3 separate regions of the Homo sapiens genome follow, and regions 2 and 3 are each linked to region 1. Evidence: read pairs that join two places in POLR2A ChIA-PET (ENCODE). Cell type or tissue: Panc1. All regions are shown on one strand. Links, peaks and the distances in the headings refer to the core of each region. The heading gives the core; the rest is flanking DNA.

What was found. Peaks named below come from ENCODE experiments on the same cell type or tissue, not always from the same donor. Only the 100,000 strongest peaks of a DNase experiment are listed, where the experiment ranks them.
Region 2: POLR2A ChIA-PET joins it to region 1 with 5 read pairs; 4 of 35 experiments call an interaction of 5 or more read pairs at or near these places.
Region 3: POLR2A ChIA-PET joins it to region 1 with 7 read pairs; 10 of 35 experiments call an interaction of 5 or more read pairs at or near these places.

What each region holds. Positions count from the first base shown.
Region 1 is chr14:34,676,061-34,680,925 of GRCh38, reverse strand. No RefSeq gene overlaps it. Among named protein-coding and RNA genes, the nearest start is that of CFL2, 36 kb to the left of the region's middle. In Panc1, for the core only: no CTCF peak of the experiment used is centred there; a DNase peak (open chromatin) is centred at 2,868; H3K4me3 peaks cover 416 bases; H3K27ac peaks cover 1,596 bases.
Region 2 is chr14:34,934,580-34,939,444 of GRCh38, reverse strand. All of the region lies in intron 2 of SRP54-AS1 (SRP54 antisense RNA 1), which reads left to right. Among named protein-coding and RNA genes, the nearest start is that of SRP54-AS1, 46 kb to the left of the region's middle. In Panc1, for the core only: no CTCF peak of the experiment used is centred there; no DNase peak of the experiment used is centred there.
Region 3 is chr14:34,730,685-34,735,549 of GRCh38, reverse strand. No RefSeq gene overlaps it. Among named protein-coding and RNA genes, the nearest start is that of CFL2, 19 kb to the right of the region's middle. In Panc1, for the core only: no CTCF peak of the experiment used is centred there; no DNase peak of the experiment used is centred there.

The DNA of each region.
Region 1 (4,865 bases), core at 1,373-3,872:
GTAAGCAAACAGGAGTAGGCACTGGGAACTGTGGAGAGGGAGAAAACCCAAGCATAATCATCAGGAAGAGAAGTTGCCGAGGAGCACATGAAGGGACAAACTGGAGGACAAAAGCCAATTTGGTTGGGATGACCAGGGAGCAAATGGAAAGAATCTGTGTCCTTGACAACATTGAACCACTGAGTTAACCAACTGCAAAACTGCCCCACTGCTGTACTACTTCTTGTTATATAAAATAATAAATTTCTGGATTGTTCGGAAAAAAAAAGAGGCAAACTAAATCAATAAATTAAGAAACTCCTTAAAAAGCACAGTTTTAAAAAAAAGTCTTAAGAGCCAAGAAAATGAAGTAAAAATATCAAATAGGTGAACATAACGTAGTTACAATAATTATAGCAGATCCACTCACCTTGTTAAGTAGATCTTAAACATATAATTAGATTTAAATGTTTAAAAAGAATAAGGTTGTCAGTGAATAATTTGATTTTTAAAAGATCAGAGAAAAAAACAGAAAGGCAGGCAAAAGGAAAATCTGGCTGGGCACGGTGGCTCACGCCTGTAATCCCAACACTTTGGGGGGCCAAGGCGGGTGGATCATCTGAGGTTAGGAGTTCGAGACCAGCCTGGCCAACATGGTGAAACCCTGTCTCTACTAAAAACACAAAAATTAGCCGGGCGTGGTGGCAGGTGTCTGTACTACCAGCTACTTGGGAGGCTGACGCAGGAGAATCACTTGAACCCGGAGGCGGAGGTTGCAGTGAGCTCAGATCCTGCCACTGCACTCCAGCCTGGGCAACAGAGCAAGACTCTGTCTCAAAAAAGAGAAAATTTATGTAACTCTCAGTTTCTTTTCTTTTTTTTTTTTTTTTGAGACAGAGTCTTGCTCTATCGCCCAGGCTGAAGTGCAGTGGCGCAATCTCAGATCACTGCAAGCCCCACCTCGCAGGTTCACGCCATTCTCCTGCCTCAGCCTCCCAAGTAGCTGGGACTACAAGCGCGCACCACCACGCCCAGCTAATTTTTTGTATTTTTAGAAACAGGATTTCACCGTATTAGCCAGGATGGTCTCGATCTCCTGACCTTGTGATCCGCCCGCCTCGGCCTCCCAAAATGCTGGCATTACAGGAGTGAGCCACCACGCCCGGCCAACTCTCAGTTTCTTAAGACACATGAATATATATGTGTGTGTGTGTGTGTGTGTGTGTGTGTCTATATATATATATATATATATATATATATATATATATATATATACACACACATACAAATATCCCCACAGCCATGTATTACTTAACCATGAAGAATACATTCTGAGAAAAGCATCGTTAGGCAATTTCATCATTGTGTGAGCATCATCAAATGTACTTACCACGAACCTAGATGATATGGCTACTACACACCTAGGCTATATGGTGCAGCTTATTGCTCCTAGGCTACATACCTGTACACCATGTTACTGTACTGAATACTGTAGGCAGTGGTAACACAATGGTACTTGTGTATCTAAACACATCTAAAAACAGAAAAAGTGCAGTAAAAATATGGTGTTATAATCTTTTTATTTATTTATTTATTTGTTTATTTTTGAGACGGAGTCTCATTCTGTTGCCCAGGCTAGAGTGCAGCGGTGTGCATTTGACTCACTGCAACCTCCACCTCCCAGGTTCAAGCAATTCTCCTGCCTCAGCCTCCCGAGTAGCTAGGATTATAGTCGTGTGACACCACACCAAGCTAATTTTTGTATTTTTAATAGAGACGGGGTTTCACCATGTTGGCCAGGCTGGTCTCGAATTTCTGACCTCAGGTGATCCGCCCACCTCAGCCTCCCAAAGTACTGGGGTTACAGGTGTGAGACACCACGCCCGGCCTATGGTGTTATAATCTTATGGGACCACTGTTGTATATGTGGTTTGTGGTTCACTGAAATGTTGTTATATGGTGCATGCCACTATACACACACACACACGCACACATATGTGCACACACACACATGCACACACATGCACACACACGTGCACACCCACGCGCATGCACACATGCACATATAAGTATATAGCTCTATATATGTATATATACATATATGGGCATATGTGTGTATATATGTGTGTGTATATGTATAGTATACACAATTTGCCCCGTGAAGGAGGCACTGATGAATACAGAGGCATTCCTGATTATTCAGGTGGTGTGAGCAAGGGAAAGTAAAGTACTAACTGCTGATGGTTGAAAAGAGGTTTGAGGTGCTCTTGCCAACTAACAAGAGAATTTTTGCCCGAATAACTAGAATGAGTAGAGCATTCACAATCCATGGTATTAATATGGTTTGAAAGCAGTGTGAGTATGTCATAGCAGAGGGGGACGTGGCATGCAGTCTCTATTGTCTTGCGTCTCTGTGGTAAACACTTTTCAGTAGATACTGAATAATCAGGGTGAGATTATTAACCCGTTCTTCATCTCTGAGAAATTAACCCCACAGCACTCCAGTTTACCAGTACAAACCTTACTGTAGAGTTGTCTACTGGACTGTGAATAAATTCATCGGGTTCTAATTTGCAAGTCGAACTCTAAAATTTTCAATCTTCTCGCCTTCAATTTATTTTGAAAACAGTCTGTGCCTGAGTTATGACAAAGGAAGGGAGAATTATATTTTCACCCTCAAATTGATGGAATAACTTTAAATGAAACACCCATATTCCACTTAGAGACTGTAGTATTGACTACTTTCCTATTCTTACGCCTCCTAATTCTTAAGTGGGGGTGGTGGGGCCTTTAACAGCTGCACATTTCCAACACAGTCCTCCCTAAATGGTGTCAAATGACTGGGAATGAAGTTTTGGTAACTCTGGATGATTTATGCAGCCACTTAGTCATCGTTGTTCCATCAGGGGAAACAATGAGAGGCTTTTGTTTGTGTTTCTGTGTGTAGGGTGTGAGGGACAAAGAGAAGCAAATATTCATATAATGAAACTTTGGTCCTCTTTTTTTCCTCTCAACAGAGGTCTTTATATTCAAATTACTATAAATATAACATAAAAATAGAATATATACTGCACTGTGGCTCTTTCTACATTGTTTTCATGTATTTGCCTAGAAAGCTGCTTTTTTTCCTTCTCTCTCTGTTTTTTTTTTTTTTTTTTTTTTTTTTTTGAGACGGAGTCTCTCTCGCTCTGTTGCCCAGGCTGGAGTGTAGTGGCATGATCTCGGCTCACTGCAACCTCCGCCTCCCGGGTTCAAGAAATTCTCCTGCTTCAGCCTCCTGAGTAGCTGGGATTATAGGCGCGCGCCACCATGCCCAGCTAATTTTTGGATTTTTAATAGAGACGGGGTTTCACCATGTTGGTCAGGCTGGTCTTGAACTCCTGACCTTGTGATCCACCCGCCTCGGCCTTCCAAAATGCTGGGATTATAGGCGTGAGCCACCTTGCCCGGTGCCTTCTCTGTTTTTCAAAAAAAAAGTAATGCATGAATACATTCTAACCATAAAATAATCAAACATTATGGAAGTACGCAGAATAAAAAACCAATCTCCCTTCATTGCCCTCACCCAACCTCCACCCCCCACCATCCAGCCCCTACAAAAAAGATCCTTAAAAAAAAAAAAACCTCCATTGCCCTGGTTTTGGGCAGTTTCATAAGAACAGAAGACATATTGCAAGCAACAGGAAAATTCTAAAATATGGAAAATCAGAAATCACTGCAAATGGACCCCACTGTGAAGCATACCCCAGCAAGTGGCAGGGATAATTGTGGCAGTGTTTGAATGCAGGTCGAGGTAGCTCCTCTGAAGAAAAGGCACGTGGAGCCAAAAATATCTGGGTTTGCTTCTTTCTACCTCTGCCACTAGCTAGCTGAGTATCCTTGGGCAACTTTAGTTTCCCTAGCCATAAGGTAGACATGGTCACAGAGGCATGAAATGAGATTGTGTGTGCTGAACACCTGCCAAATGCCTGAATACTAGGTCTTCAGCAAATATTAGCTTTCCTCCAACCTCCAGAAGAACTTTGCTGCAACTGAGGCACCTAACAGTTTATTCCTGGTAAACTTCTAGTTATTTCTTGATGTCTGTGGGGAAATGATAATCCTATTTTGTACACTGGTTGTAAAAGGTGAAAAAGAGCATGGTTTGCTGTCCTGCCAGGCTGCTCAGAGCATGTCAGTGTTTTGCAGGGTTAATTAAAGGCTGATGTGAAAATAGGTCTCCACTACATTTGAGTTCAGGCAATGAATGTGGATTCAGACAAGAGTGCTGATGATTAAGAAATCCTAGTAGGCCAGATGTGGTGGCTCACGCCTGTAATCCCACACTTTGGGAAGCCGAGGTAGGTGGATCGCTTGAGCCCAGGAGTTCAAGACCAGCCTGGGTAACATAGGGAAACCACCACCGTCCCCGTCTCTACAAAAAAATTAAAAAAAAAAATTAGCCAGAGCTATTATTGTGCCACTGCACTCCAGCCTGGGTAACAGAGCAAGGCCCTGTCTCAAAAATAAAAATAAATAAATAATAAAAGAAATCCTGGCCAGGCACAGTGGCTCATGCCTGTAATCCCAGCACTTTGGGAGGCCGAGGTGGGCAGACCACGTGAGGTCAGGAGTTTGAGACCAGCCTAGCCAACATGGTGAAATCCTGTCTCTACTAAAAATACAAAAATTAGCCAGGTGTGGTGGCGCACACCTGTAATCCCAGCTATTCAGGAGGCTGAGGCAGGAGAATCGCTTGAATTTGGGAGGCAGAGGCTGCAGTGAGCCGAGATCACACCACTGTACTCCAGCCTGGGCAACACAGGGAAACTCCATCTCAAAAAAAAGAAAGAAATCCTGATAATCATGGGTATATTATCTCCTGGAAACCTGTATCACTAGGTGAC
Region 2 (4,865 bases), core at 1,035-3,534, 260 kb before region 1:
CTTCTGGACTATCCGGGAACCGGCAGGTTCAGTCACTACTTCTACATCATCCAGAAGCTGTTTGCTGGTTTCAAACAGCTCGGGGAGCTGTGGCAGCAGTAATTTGTCTTCAGCAGCCATCTTGGAGAGGGACAAACAAGAAATTATTTTTAAAGGAAAACTTTCAAAGTGAAAAGAGAAATATATCTTCTCCTGGGAGTACTAAAAGAAAACCTCACCTCAGATGAGTTATCTCACAATTTCCGAACAAAAATAATCACCTTTGGGCCAAGAAGAGGTGTGGAAAGTTTCAAACACAGTTTTTATAAAGGGGGTACAACTGAAAAGGGGTTTTAACACAACCACCTCTCTCGCAGGCTTATTAGATCCTGATCACCTAAGAGTTTCTTGTCAGCACTCCTGTCAAATGGATGAAATGCGCCCGGAAGGCTACCTCTGACAAAAGGGAAGGCACAGCAGAAATGTTACTGTGTAAGGGTGCCAGTGGGTACAGATGTGGTTATCATCTTCCACTAATCATCTAAGAACAAAGCATCTTTTGCTCCTTTGGGGGGCTAAATGGGATGGTTACTAAGTGGGAAGGATGTGCTTTCCTAATACAGCAGCATAATAATTGTTCTAAAAGATTTTAACCCTGGCTGGGCACAGTGGCTCACGCCTGTAATCCCAGCACTTTGGGAGGCTGAGGCGGGCGGATCATGAGGTCAAGAGATTGAGACCATCCTGGCCAACACGATGAAACCCCATCTCTACTAAAAATACAAAAAAATTAGCCGGGCGTGGTGGTGGGCGCCTGTAGTCCCAGCCACTCAGGAGGCTGAGGCAGGAGAATCGCTTGAACCCGGGAGGCGAAGGTTGCAGTGAGCCGAGATTGTGCTGCACTCCAGCCTGGGCAACAGAGTGAGACTCTGTCTCAAAGAAAAAAAAGGGCAGGGGGTGTCAGGCATGGTGGCTCACGTCTGTAATCCCAGCACTTTGGGAGGCCGAGGCAGGCGGATCAAGAGATCAAGACCATCCTGGCCAACATGGTGAAACCTCATCTCTACTAAAAATACAAAAATTAGCTGGGTGTGGTGGTGCGCACTTATAATCCCAGCTACTAGGGTAGCTGAGGCAGGAGAATCACTTGAACCTGGGAGGCAGAGGCTGCAGTGAGCTTAGATTGCACCACTGCACTCCAGCCTGGCGACAGAGCAAGACTTCATCTCAAAAAAAAAAAAAAAAAAGTATAAAAACCTCAACAATTATAATTTATCTGATCTTATTATGTAAAGGGGCTCTTGAGAACAGCAAGTTTATCTCAATATGGTATATTCAGAATAGTCAAATATAGTTTTTTGTTTGTTTTTGAGACACAGTCTCACTGTTGCCCAGGCTATAGTGTGGTGGTGCATTCCTCAGCCTCCTGAGTAGCTAGGGCTTCAGACACGTGCCCCCATGCCCAGCTGATTTTTCAATTTTATATAGAGATGAGGTCTCCCTGTGTTGCCAAGGCTGGTCTCAAATTTCTGGGCTCAAGGGATCCTCCTGCCTCAGCCCCCCAAAGTGCTGGGATTGCAGGCGTGAGCCACAAAACCCAGCCACCGCCCTGGTCTTTCAAAGCACTGGGATTACAGGTGAGCCTTAATTTAGAGATAGTATTTCCCTTCAGAGCAGATATCAGACTTGTTTACTTTCCTGTATAATAAAGTTAATGTCTCCCTCCAGAGCAAAGACCTTGCAGGTTTAAAAGTTGTCATTCAGAACTAAGGGGAGTTCCGTGGCGCCTCTGGCCTGGCCTCCCCTTTCTTGTCTGACTCGAGACACCAACTGAGTTCCTGTTTCTAGTAGCTAAGCTCCCACCGTCGGGGAGGAATCAGGGACTGTGCAGTCCCTGTGAATCCCATCCAGGTCAGTTCTAGATTCTAAACTGAATTTTTTTCATGATATTGTCAAAACAGTGAGGAAACGTTTTGTAAAGAAGCCCTAAAGAAAAAAAAAGTCATTGAGCCTTCCTAAACAATTTTCTCTTAATATATGTATTCTAAGACTTTTTAATGTATATACTATATTAGAAATCCAATTCTCTTGTAGATGTCTCTTTTTTTTAATAAAAACTTTTTTTTTTTCACATTTTCCTGCCTCTATCTAGTATGTGGAACTTAACTGAACTTAGAAGGGACTTCAGAACTATTTATTTATTTATTTATTGAGACAGAGTTTTGCTCTTGTTGCTCAGGCTGGAGTGCAATGGCTCAATCTCAGCTCACCGCAACCTCTGCCTCCCGGGTTCAAGCGATTCTCCTGAGTAGCTGGGATTACAGGCAAGCATCACCACGCCCGGTTAATTTTTTGTATTTTTAGTAGAGACAGGGTTTCTCCATGTTGGTCAGGCTGGTCTCGAACTCCTGACCTCAGGTGATCTGCCTGCCTCGGCCTCCCAAAGTGCTGGGATTACAGGCACAAGCCACCACACCCAGCCCTGTAGATTTCTCATTGAGGGCACAAACATTTATTTCCATCTCCTGTGTAACTATTCATAAACTTAAAGATGATTACTAAAGCAACTTTCACCTTCCTCAGGTTAAATAAGCAATGTGCCTTTAAACTTTCCACATAAATTCTGTTTTCTAATTTTTGTTGTTGTTGTTGTTGCTATTTTGTGTTTTCTAATTTTTAATCCTTTGGTTAATCATGCCTCTGGATTTTTTCCCATTTTCTTCATCTCTTGAATTTAGAGCCCAGGATCTGATACAATACCCTAGTAAAGGGTTAATTCCTATTGCATAGATTTTCGATACCTGCCACAGACTTGAGGGCAGGTTGAGGGCAGATACTGTTTTATACTTTTCTAGTATCAGTAACTTTCTAGCATATGTAGGTGCTCAGTAAATTCTTACTGATTGATTGGTGTATCCCAGAATTGTTTTTGAGTTGTAAATCACAGTACCACTTTGCTGATTCATGTTTAATGTTTGCTTCACTATAAAAATTGTTTGTAAAGTAAAAAACAGCAAGGAACTCTACAAGTGGTGAACAATGGCTATAAATCATAGAACCATCTTTGTTTTTGTGAAAAGTATTCTTACTTCAATTAGCAGTCTTTCTATTCCCGACCACCTATCCCAAAGGAATCATCATCAATAATGCCATCTCTGCATACAAAAGATATTCTTTAATTACGATGCTTAGCTGAGTTAGCATTTTTACTTTTTTTCCTTTTTCTATTCTTTTTTTTTTTTTTTTTTTTTTTTTTTTTTTTTTTTTTTTGAGACGGAGTCTCGCTCTGTCTCCCAGGCTGGAGTGCAGTGGCGCGATCTCTGCTCGCTGCAAGCTCCGCCTCCCGGGTTCACGCCATTCTCCTGCCTCAGCCTCCCGAGTAGCTGGGACTACCGGCACCCGCCACCACGCCCAGCTAATTTTTTTTTAATTTTTAGTAGAAACAGGGTTTCTCCGTGTTAGCCAGGATGGTCTCGATCTCTTGACCTCGTGATCCGCCCACCTCGGCCTCCCAAAGTGCTAGGATTACAGGCGTGAGCCACCGTGCCCGGCCTATTCTTTTTTTTTTTTTTTTTTTTTTTTTTTAGTAGCACTTGTTGTTGAAGCATTTTTACTTTTTGTATTTCCTTCTTTCTGAGTTACTGTGGTAGGCTGCATCTAAAATGACTCCTAAGCACCGTACCTTCTGGTTTTCACATCCTTGTGTAATTTCCTCCTCTTGTGCTTGGGCCGGACCTAATGACCTCTTTCAAAAGAATAGAATATGGCAAAGTGACAGAATGTCACATCTGAGATTAGGTTACAAAAGACTGTGACTTTCATCTTCCTCTCTCTCTTGCGCTCTCACTTGCTCATTCCAATGTAGGAAATTGCCATGTTGCAATTTCCAAAGGATAGGTCACAATCCAAAGGATAGGTCCATATGGCAGAAAAACGGAGGGTAGCCTCTAGTCAACAGCCAGTGAGGAACGGAGGCCCTGAGTGCAACACCCTGATAGGGACTAAGTCCTACCAACATCAACACCTAGTCAAGCCTTAAGATGACTGCAGCACCCGCTCAACACCTTTTATACAGCCTTATGAGAAACCCAGAGCCAAGAGACCCAACTAAGCTTTGCCTAGCTTCCTTACTCATAGACTCTGTAAGAAAATAATTGTTTATTGCTTTAAGGCACCAAGTTTGGGGGTAATTTTTCATACAGCAAGAGATAACTAATATAGATTCTGTTTGATAAATATTAACTTACACCTAACTCAGATTTCACTCAAAGAAATTAATATGCATGTGAGAAGATATATTCTTTACCCAGCCACGGGAGGTATTGCCTAGGAAAAACTTAGATAGTTGCCAACCGATTGTATCATAATCTCACTTCTGAGTTTAGAAATTAATATTAAAGGACTGTAGTTTCCAGTCAGACTTTTCCATTTAAAAACCATGAGCTTCTATTTTTACAAGTCATAGGTACTTAATTAGTTCTCCACTATTCTGTAAAATAATACACTCCTAGTTCTGTGATAACTCTGGTCAATTCTAGAAATAAGTATTCGTTAGTACAAATTACCAGAGCCTGTGGATTTGAATGTATCAATCTGTTTTATTAAGCAGGCCCCATTTTGTGAAACTCAGCTGGAAAACGACAGTCAACCTGACAATTCTCATAGATAGTTAATTTAAGAAATTCTTCTTCTTCTTCTTCTTTTTTTTTTTTTTTTTTTTTGATAGAGGGTCTTACTCTATTGCCCAGGCTGGAGTGCAGCGGCACAATCATGTCTCACTGCAGCCTCAGCCTCCGGAATAGCTGGGACTGCAGGTGCACACCACGATGCCCAGCTAATTTTTTTTTTTTTTTTTTTTTTTGAGACGGAGTGTCGCTCTGTCGCCC
Region 3 (4,865 bases), core at 1,441-3,940, 55 kb before region 1:
GTGGACTTCAACTGTACCTGTAGTTAAAAAGAAAGCTCATACAAATATGACAAAAAGGAAATATGGAAAATGCAAATGTACCCCTCTCCATTTCCCATGAAAATATGAAAAAATAGGAGAACACTATGTACTATCCTATTTCCCTGTATGTGCAATATTTCATTAAAAATGTAAGTTGTATGCTGATTCAAGCAGCAGGAAAAAATATATAAAAATATACGTGTGAGTATATTTATATATGTGTGTATATAAACATACGTATATAAAATATATACATAAATGTATGTATACACATATGTGTGTGCACGTGTGTGTGCGTGTATGCGTGTGTGCGCATGTGTGCGTGTATGTGTGCGTCTGTGTGTGTGCGTGTATGTGCGTGTGTGTGTGTGCCTGTCTGTGTGTCTGTGTGTGCGTGTCTATGTGTGTGCATGTGTGTGCGTGTGTGTACGTGTGTGCGTGTGTATGTGTGTGCGCATGTGTATGTGCGCGCCCATGTATGTGTGGGTGTGTGTATGTGGGTGTATGTGCGTATGTGTGTACGTGTATGTGTGTGTCTGTGTGCACATGTGCGCGTGTGTCTGTGTGTGCGTGTGTGTGCGTGTGTATGTGTCTGTGTATGTCTGTGTATATGTGTGTGCGTGTGTCTGTGTGTATGTGTGTGTGTCTGTGTGTGTATGTGTATATGTGTGTATGTGTATGTGTGTGTGTCCGTGTCTGTCTGGGTTTATGTATGTGTGCATATGTGTGTGTGCGCGCGCACGCGCGTGTCTGTGTGTGCGTGCGCGCGTGTGTTGCCAACTGTGGGAAAGTGATCTGCCCAGAAATTAAAAATCAAAATCAGAGAAATTCAACAGACCAAACAGGGCTAAGGATTTGGAATAAGTAACGGCAGGTATGGTGTGGAGTTTTTATCAGCAGAAATTTCTAGCAAGCAAATTTGTAAAATGTAAGTCAGTCAGTTTAAAAACGAATTTCTTAATTAAAAATACTCACAGGAAGTATATACAGCTGGCCTTTGAGCAACATGGGTTTGAACCGCGTGGGTCTACTAGACATGGATTTTCTTCTGCCTCCGCCACCCCTGAGACAGACAGCAAGACCAATACCTCCTTTTTCTCTTCCCCAGCCCATTCAACACGAAGATAAGGAGGATAAAGAGCTTTATAATGACGCACTTCCACTTAATACATAGTAAATATATTTTTATCTTCCTTATGATTTTCTTAATAACATTTTTTTTCTTTTTGAGATGGAGTCTCCCTCTGTTGCCCAGGCCGCAGTGCAGTGGTGCGATCTTGGCTCACTGCAACCTCCCCCGTCTGGGTTCAAGCGATTCTCCTGCCTCAGCCTCCCATGTAGCTGGGATTACAGGCGCACGCCACCACGTCCAGCTAATTTTTGTGTTTTTATTAGAGACAGGGTTTCGCCATATTGACCAGGCTGGTCTCGAACCCCTGACCTCAGGTGATCTGCCTGCCTCAGCCTCCCAAAGAGCTGGGATTATAGGCATAAGCCACTGTGCCCCAGATGATTTTCTTAATAACATTTTCTTTCCTCCAGCTTACTTTATTGTAAAAATACAGTATATAATACATATCACATATATAAAAAAAAAGTGACAGTTTATGTTGCCGGTATGGCTTCTGGTCCACAGTAGGCTATTAGTAGTTAAGCTTTTGAGGTCAAAAGTTCTATGTGGATTTCTGAATGTGTGAAGGGTTGATGGTTGATGCCCCTAATCCCCATGTTGTTCAAGGGTCAACTGTACTTCAATTCCAAATCCAGTGCAGAAAAACTTTCAGGGCCAGGAAAATGCATTTTGATATAAAATTCAATGGATATTAAGCTCATGCCATAATTAACAACATAATTATTTTTGCAAGAGTTGATAATATTCACTCCACACTGAACTCTCTAACACACTCTCCCAGGTACTAAAGCCAACAAATAGTTTTCATTTCATAATCTTTTTTGCTGGAGAACTAAAGATCCTATTTATGAGTTCACCGAAATCCAAGAAAATTTACAAATCTGGGGAAACAAAGAGCTGTGGATTCCTTTATTACTGTGGCTCAGCTTCTTGGAATGCAGTTTATCCTTACACTAGTAAGACCGGTTTATAACTGCAGATTCCAAAATGGAATCTGGTCAATGGGTAACTTTGAAGGGATGTCCTGTAATGAGGGAGGCTGCCAAAAATGAGTACCCAACGTGAGCCCTTTGGAAAAATAAGTACAATACACATAGGCAGCCAGTATCTCTGAATGAATGGTCTAATAGCCTATATTAAACTATATTCATGAGAAAAGAACACAGGGAACATAGCTCTTTTTTTTTTTTTTTTAATCTCATGACATCAGTAGAACCTGTTAAATTAAGTTTAGCCTAAAGTTGTCTCCTTCCATATCCTAAGTTTGGTCTAAAGGTTGCTCCATACAGAGTGAACTGTAACCTAACTAAATGTATAAACAGACCACAACCGACTCTTGTGCCAATCACCAAGTCTCAGTCAATCACAGGAGGCCAATTGTTCAAATTGTGTTCAAATAAGACAAACACCGAGCTATAACCGATCCTGCTGTTTCTGTACCTCATTTCCATTTTCTGTATGTCACTTCCCTTTTCCTGTCCATCAATCTTCTTCGACCACCCATTAGCTCCAGAGTCTCTCTGAACCTATTCTGGTTCAGGAGGCTGCCCAATTCACAAATAGTTCTTTGTTCAATTAAACTATGTTAAATTTAATTTGTCTAAGGTTTGTTTTTTTTTTAACAAGCCTCATTCACGCTTACGCTCTGAAATTCTTAAAAGAGTTCCAAATGTAAATGCAAAATCTCTGTGTATCATTTAATACTATAAAAAACAGCTTTTTTCTCCCAATTTGTATCATAAAAAGTTTAAAAACTTAAACAAAAACCCCATAGTTCCATCAGCCTAATAAATTGCTTCTAATCCTAGACATAAAGAAGATTCTATTAGCAAACAAAATATAAATTCTTCTCAATTATACATGAAACATTCTCCAAGATAGACCACAAGTTAGTCCACAAAACAAGTCTTACCAAATTTAAGAAGAGTGAATCATATCAAGTGTCCCTTCTGAACACATGGTATGAAACTAGAAATCAATAATAGGAGGAAACATGGAAAATTCACAAATATATGGAAATTAAACAACATGCTCCTGAACAACCAGTGGGTCAGAGAAGAAATTAAAAGGAAAATTTAAAATGTCTTGAGACAGACAAAAATGGAAACACAACATATCAAAACTTAAGGGATGTAGCAAAAGCAGTCGTGAGAGGGAAGTCTATAGCAACAAATGCCCACGTTTAAAACAAACAAAAAAAAAGGCAGCCTGATGCGGTGGCTCCCATCTGTAATTCCAGCACTTTGGGAGGCTGAGGCGGGCGGATCACTTGAGGCCAGGAGTTCAAGACCAGACTGGCCAACATGGTGAAACCTCGTCTCCACTAAATGTAGAAAAATTAGCTGGGGTGTAGTGGCGCATGCCTGTAATCCCAGCTACTTGGGAGGCGGAGGCGGAAGAATCGCTTGAACCCAGGAGGCAGAGGTTGCAATGAGCTGAGATCATACCACTGCACTCCAGCCTGGGCGACAGAGCAAGACTCCATCTCAAAAAAAAGAAAGTATGATGTTAGCTGTGGGCTTTTCATATATGGCTTTTATTGGGTTGAGGTACATTCCTTCTATGCCTAATTGTTGAGGGTTTTTAATCATAAGAGGATACTGAATTTTGTTAAATGCTTTTTCTGCAACTATTGAGATGATCATGTGGTTTTTGTCCTTCGTTTTGTTAATATGGTGTATCACATTTACTGATTTATGTATGTTGAACCATTCTTGTATCACAGGGATAAATCATGCTTGAACATGGTGAATAAACTTTTTAATGTGCTGTTGAATTTGGTTTGCTAATGTTTTGTCGAGGATTTCTGCTTGTTTGTTTTGAGACGGAATCTCGCTCTGTCACCCAGGCTGGAGTGCAGTGGCACGACTGAGGCTCACTGCAACCTCCGCCTCCCAGGTTCAAGTGATTCTCCTGCCTCAGCCTCCCGAGTAGCTGGGACCACAGGCATGCACCACCACACCCGGCTAATTTTTGTAATTTTAGTAGAGATGGGGTTTCACCATGTTGGCCAGGCTGGTCTCAAACTCCTAACCTCAGGTGATCCACCCGCCTTGGCTTCTCAAAGTGCTAGGAGTACAGGCGTGAGCCACCACACCCAGCCTGGCTTATAGGTTTCTTATAGTGTCCTTGTCTGCCTTTGGCATAAGGGCAGTGCTGGCCTTCTAAAATGAGTTTGGAAGTATTCCCTCCTCTTCAGTTTTTAGGAAGAGTTTGAGAAGGGTTGATATTAGTTCTTCTTTAGATGTTTGGTATACGGCCAGGCATGGGAGGCCAAAGAGAGTACTTTGGGAGGCCGAGGCGGGCAGATCACTTGAGGTCAGGGGTTCGAGACCAGCCTAGCCAACATGGTGAAACCCCATCTCTACTAAAAATACAAAAATTAGCCGGGTTTGGTGGTGCACGCCTGTAGTCCCAGCTGCTCAGGAGGCTGAGGCAGGAGAATCACTTGAACCCAGAAGGCAGAGGTTGCAGTGAGCCACGATCATACCACTGCACTCCAGCCTGGGCAACAGAGTGAGACTCTGTCTCAAAAAAAAAAAAAATTAACATACAAATATCAGTAGCATTTCTATACACTAAAAACTATCTGAAGGAGAAATTAATAGGAAAACAATCCCATTTACAATAGCACCAAAAAAAAAATTAGGAGTAAATTTAACCAAAGAGATGAAAGACCTGTATATTGAGGACAATAAAAGATTGATAAAGA